Linked DNA regions of Homo sapiens: region 2 is linked to region 1. The links are chromatin contacts, found by Hi-C or POLR2A ChIA-PET in ENCODE. All regions are on one chromosome and are shown on one strand. Each heading gives the region's core, a stretch centred on a gene start or an enhancer-like site at or near the end of the contact. The rest is flanking DNA. Distances are from core to core; before and after follow the strand shown. Region 1 holds the start of NLGN4Y (neuroligin 4 Y-linked). Region 2 has its middle 620 kb from the start of NLGN4Y-AS1.

Region 1 (2,700 bases), core at 61-2,560:
CGACTGATTCTGAAATGGAAGCTTATGCACACCACCCCACTTTTAAGAAAATATAATGCAACGCGGTCTTATGTAAACCCTACGGGCAATGGATGCCTTCAAAAAGCATAAGATTGGAGTACACAGAGAAAAAAACATCCCCCACTCCCCACACACAAAAAAAATGAACAATAGAAAAATAAAATAAAATAATAAAATAAAAATAATATAAGCCATACTACCACCTTGTGGATTCAGCTCGCAAGGACGTCACCTGCTTAGTTTCAAAACCCCTACCCAACCCCCACCCCAAATTTCTTAATTTGGGTCCAAATGGTAAATCTGGATCCTCCGTCCTTGCTCCGGGCAGTCTCGCCCAAGCCCTGGGCTGAATTCGTGACTTGGGGGCCCAGTGCCCCAGCTAGCTGCAAGCTCGGGCACATCACCAGGCCCAAAATCCCGCCGCCACCTCCTAGTACCCTTCCACGCTGCCTCCTACACCGCCTTCCCCTGCATCCCCGAGATAGCAGCCGCACATACATGAAAAGAGGCCCACACCTGCGGTAAGGTGTGGAAGAAGCCAGAGAAAAGGAAACCGGGAAAAAAAAAGAAAAAAAGAAAAAGCCTTCTCAAGAAGGGGAGGGGTATGATGCGTAGGACATCCTCCGGGTTCACCTCGTTTTCCGAGCGAGACATTTGTTCCCAGGGTGGTCCTAGGCAGGCCTCTGGGGTGCAAGGGTTGCCCTGACGCCCCCGCTCCCGCTCCCGCTCCTCCGGGTACAAAGGGCCCTGTGTCTGGCGGCGACTAGGCTCCAGAACTGTACGCCTGGGCCCGGATTTGCGCGCGGCACGGGGCCTAGATACCGGGGGCGCAAAGCTCGCGACTCGGCTCACTAGACCCCCGCCGAGGGACCCCAACCTACCGGTTCTCCGAGGGGCGAAAGAGCCAGGTCAGGCTGGGAGGCAAGGGGAGGAAAGGGCGTCCAGGAGACCGCCTGAAGGATGAGAGTGTCCCTGGGGTAGATCGGCCTCCTGGAAAACCGCAGGCAGAGAGCGCCACCGCGGAGTGGAAGGCGCAGGCCGGAACCTGAACCTCTTGTCCCACAGCAAGCCCCCAACCCACTCGTCATCTGCAGCCCAGTGGCACCTACCTCCCTCTCCCCACGCCATCCCGGCCCGCGCTTCCGCAGGTCAAGCCAAGCCGCTTCAGGCGCGGGTTGGGTTGCCCCAGCCGTGGCAGTGGGGAGGGGACGGGGCTGAAGTTCACTCTCTCCCTGCTTCGTCTCACAGCCCCTAGCTCACCCGCCACCGTCTCTGCCGCCTCCGACTGTGCTCTTGGCTGATCTTCGCTTTCAGTTCCGCCTAGGGGAGTGGGAGGGAACGGAGCCGAGCTGCGCGGGAATTGGGAGGTGGGAAGCGGGGGAGAAGAGACCAGATGAAATCGGCCCGGGTCAGCAGAGAGCCTTGAGATGGGATGGTGCGGGAGGAAGGAGCGGGTGGTGGTTGCCTTTTCTAGGGCTGTGGGGATGGTGTGCCTATTGGAACGGATTCCTCAGACCCCTCCCCCATCCCTACCTTAGGGACTGGCAGACCCGCAGGCTTAACACTCCTCCGAACCCCCGATGGGAGAAGGGGTGTTCTTAGTGGGCACCGACTAGGGCTCCGGATCACCTGATACCTAGACCAGGGCTCCGGGCGCCTGTCTTTTCGGCTTCCAACTTTTCCGCTCCTCCGGAAAAGCGGGCAGTTCAGAGATGGTGCCGAGGGTGGCAGCGGCAAACCGCCCTGCACCCCCATCTAAGGTCCAGGCCACACTCAAAGGCTTCCGAAGAAGCAAAACCACCAGCTCTACCCCACTTTTGCGGCTTGCCTCACCACTCCCACCCACGTCGTAACCCACACACACGGGAAAGGGGTGCATGGATACCGCTCCCGAGTTTGGAGGAGCAGCACGGAGCTACAGTCATTTCATCTTCACGCGGGGTTTCCAGCGCGCCCCGATCTTTCTCCAGCCCAACCAAGCCATGCCAGGTCTAATCAATCACTTGGATTATTTCGTGCATCCCCCAAGCCTTATCTTATCCGAGGCCAGGAGATGAAGGAAGGGAAAAAAAAATCTCATAATGCAACCCCAACCAAGCTTTATTTCCCCTTTTCTCTCTGGTTAATGGCACCAACCCCCAACCCCAGCCTCCCAAAAGAAGCACCCCAGGCAGTGGTGGTTTTCTTAAAGAAGACGAGGGCTTTGGAGTGGGGAGAAAAGAGAAGAAAAGCCTTCCATGCTCACAGTTTGCAGAAGTCCTCCTGCTTTCGCCATCTCCAGCCCTGGCCTTTTCCCTCCTTTTCCCCTGTACTGCATGTATGTGTGTGTGTGTACATATATATATGTGTGTGTGTATGTGTACACTCACAAACTCACACATACGCATATATATGTCTGTGTGTATATATATATATATTTTTCCCCTCCTTTCCCCGCCACAGTCTTCCTTTAATTTGTATGGAAGGCAGCGCTACTTTTTAAACACACCGCACATGGCCCCAGAGCTGTTCAAACAGCTGATTGCAGCAAAATGCTTCCAAACAACATTGGTGGTCTGCATTTTTATTTTTAAGTGAAAATAAAACCAAATGTTCCTGTGGAGAGATTGCATGTAAAAGCCATACATCGATGTCCACATTCCCATCCACACCAAAGAAATGGAGCGAGACAGATGGGAG
Region 2 (2,700 bases), core at 97-2,596, 900 kb before region 1:
TCTGCATGGCTCATGCTGGGAGCTGTAGACTGGAGTTCTTCCTATTCGGCCATCTTCTCCCACTTTATTTTTAATAGTTGAGTTCTGAACTATTTCAGCCACAAATGTTGGTCCATTTTCTGATCTTATAGTTAGAGGCAGTCCAAATCTGGGAATAATGTCTCTTAACAACAACTTGGTCACTTCTAGTGCCTTCACTGTCCAGGTGAGGAAAGCCTCGACTTATCCTGAAAAGGTGCAAATGAACACCAACAGGTACTGATAGCCCCCTTTCAGGGCAATTCTGTGAAATCCATCAGCAGTTTTTCACAGGGCCTGGCTTCTGTTTCCTGAACTCCTGGGGCCAAGTAGGTCCTTGTTTTGGATTATTTCAGGCACAGGATAGACGTTGTTTGCAGACAGCACGCATGATGGCAGAGAGCTGTGACACATAGAAATGTCAACCTATCAAAGTCTCTAGGATCATGCTTCTAATGTGTGTTCTTTGGTGGAACTATTTTACAAATCTGGGGCTATTGTCTCTGGGGCAGCTAGCCTCCCATCAGAGAACAGCCACCGTTCACTTTTAATATATTTCCCTGTTTCCTGACCAAACCAAAACTTTTCATCTAGAGTGTAGCTTGGGATCTCTGGGAGGGGAATCTCCAGGAGGAGAGGCATAGCTAAGTCTTTCTCTTTAGAACGTGGAGTTGTCATTGAAGCTTTCTTTGCCCTGTCTGCCTTTCTATTTTCTTTGGCCTTTAGTGTTCTTGCTTTTTGGTGCCCCTTTCAGTGCATCACTGCCACCTCTTTTGGGTCCCATACGGCATTTAAGAGCTGTAGAATTTCTTCCTTGTACTTTATTTCTTAGTTCCAGCTGTTAAAAATCTTTTATAACACTGGCTGATGCTTTTATCTCCATGTTGGAGCACCTCTGAGCTTTTTATATTGGTTGCCTTTTCTTTTACCATCATTTAGCCTTTGCAGAAGTACTTCTTGGCACTTTGTAGGTGTTGAAGCTGGACTGCATCATCTGGGTCCTAGTGGGGGTCCCCTTGTCCTCTTAAGAGACATGAGCATAACATTGGCATGGTCAGAACTGAGATGGCCTGACTTTTTGAAACTTTCACAACTTCCCGAGCTCTGATTTCTCCTTCTCAAGTGAGACTAGGAGCATGTATCTGTTTGAATTTAGCTCCTTAGGGGCAGTTAGCCTTGGTAAAGGGGGGTAGATTGGAATGTAGGGAGGAGGGGTCTCTGTTCCCTCCTATAGTTCTTGCAAAGCCGGTTTTCTCTTTCTTGAGACTTTTCTTTTGTCTCCGTAGCTTCCAGGGCAGCTGATTTTTACTTTCACTTTTGGCTCTGCGTGCTACAAGCCTCTGTGACTTTCCCTTTAACTCTGTAGTTGCCAGTGCAGCTGATTTCTCTCAACGTGAGCTGCGAGCATTCTACAATAAGCTGCTAGGCAATGCTGCATTCATTTAGCCATGAGTCTATATGAAGACTAGGTCTGAATGCCCTGGCTATCCTCCAACCCTAGTCACCACCTTAAAACACGACCAATTTCTCTGTAGTGCCTTCAGCCAGCCATCTGACATTGAAAGAAGGCTAGTCTAATTCACAGTATATCCTTAACTTTGGAACATCCAGTCTTATCCTATAATTATCTCTAAACGCTTTTTCAAAATTCTTTATCATGCACTCCAAAGGAGTTGGTTTTGACACTTGCTCTCCCATTTTCTCTCTTGCATCGCACTTTCACTGTCACTTTTACTCTCTGGTCCATCAGACCGGGTCCTATTATGGGAGTTTCAGATGCTGCTTAGCCAGGAACATGCATTCTCCTGTTAGAGCCTGCTGTGGCTGCAGATCTGGTCCTATCACCTGTATGCAATGTCCTAGGTCTGATTTTCCCACACTCACCTCAGAGCACACAGCCTGTGCTAAAGGACTTGTGCCTCCCCACATCATTGCCAATGTTGGCCTCTCCTGAGACCATCTCTTTAACATACTTTCACACACCTCCCCTGCCCCAGGACTCCTCACTGGGTGAAACAAGTCTCTTCTGTCCTGGTTGACTGCAGTTAGACTCCCACATTCACACAAATACACACACCACTCCTACCGCAGGACTCCTCATCAGACTAAATGAGCCTCTTTTGTGTCCTGGGCAGGTTCACATGCACCCACACACTCCCAGTTGGAGTAGCAAGCTACTCTTGCCACCCTGACAGCAAGCTCTGCCTTGCTGCACTTGCCACTCTATCGGCCCATTTTCTCCTTTTTTTCAGTTCCAATGAACCACTTTCATTTTGTTAGTGGGGACATGAGGTTCATCCAAGTTGGCAGGCCATTCCTGCTGTCCCCAGATGCTCTAGCTTTGATTAATTGTCAGTCCCCAACAGGTGATCAGGCTCCCCTTTGTCCCTATGGGATGGGCTTTGCTGCCTTGGGCTCTTACTCCTTACCATGGTTTATGAAGTGCTGGTATCATCCTGCAGCTCCATCCCTGGTTCCATTACACTAGTGGCCAGGGCACTGGGATCAGGGGAGAGCTGGTTTCCATCTGGGTGAAGCTCCCTCATGGCATGCCTTGGATGCTGGGTTTCCCCTGGCCCTGGGGCTCTAGTCCCACAGGCAAAGGAGACAGTAAATCTCCAATCCTGGATGAGCTCCCAGAAATGTGATGGTATTGGTAAGTAATCAGAGAGACCGATGGGG

The links. A loop is a pair of places that touch in the nucleus more often than their neighbours do. ChIA-PET counts read pairs that join two places held with the same protein, here RNA polymerase II (POLR2A). Pooled maps may share reads with other maps.
Region 2: a loop to region 1 is called in a map of endothelial cell of umbilical vein, with 8 times the contacts of the local background. The contact joins the enhancer-like site here to the promoter of NLGN4Y in region 1. A Hi-C loop is called at or near these places in 1 of 168 maps with a recorded cell type or tissue (endothelial cell of umbilical vein), 2 of 37 single-sample maps with no recorded cell type and 2 of 50 pooled maps. POLR2A ChIA-PET finds 5 or more read pairs at or near these places in 1 of 52 experiments (activated T-cell).

The regions. Positions count from the first base shown.
Region 1 is chrY:14,523,139-14,525,838 of GRCh38, reverse strand. It overlaps NLGN4Y (neuroligin 4 Y-linked), which reads right to left and starts at 1,310. Exons shown (of 7, transcript NM_001365588.1): 1 at 1,131-1,310.
Region 2 is chrY:15,423,422-15,426,121 of GRCh38, reverse strand. No RefSeq gene overlaps it. Among named protein-coding and RNA genes, the nearest start is that of NLGN4Y-AS1, 620 kb to the right of the region's middle. Within about 2 kb of position 1,346, at least 4 of the 41 ENCODE cell types and tissues checked have a DNase peak (open chromatin) inside an H3K27ac peak, as active enhancers do.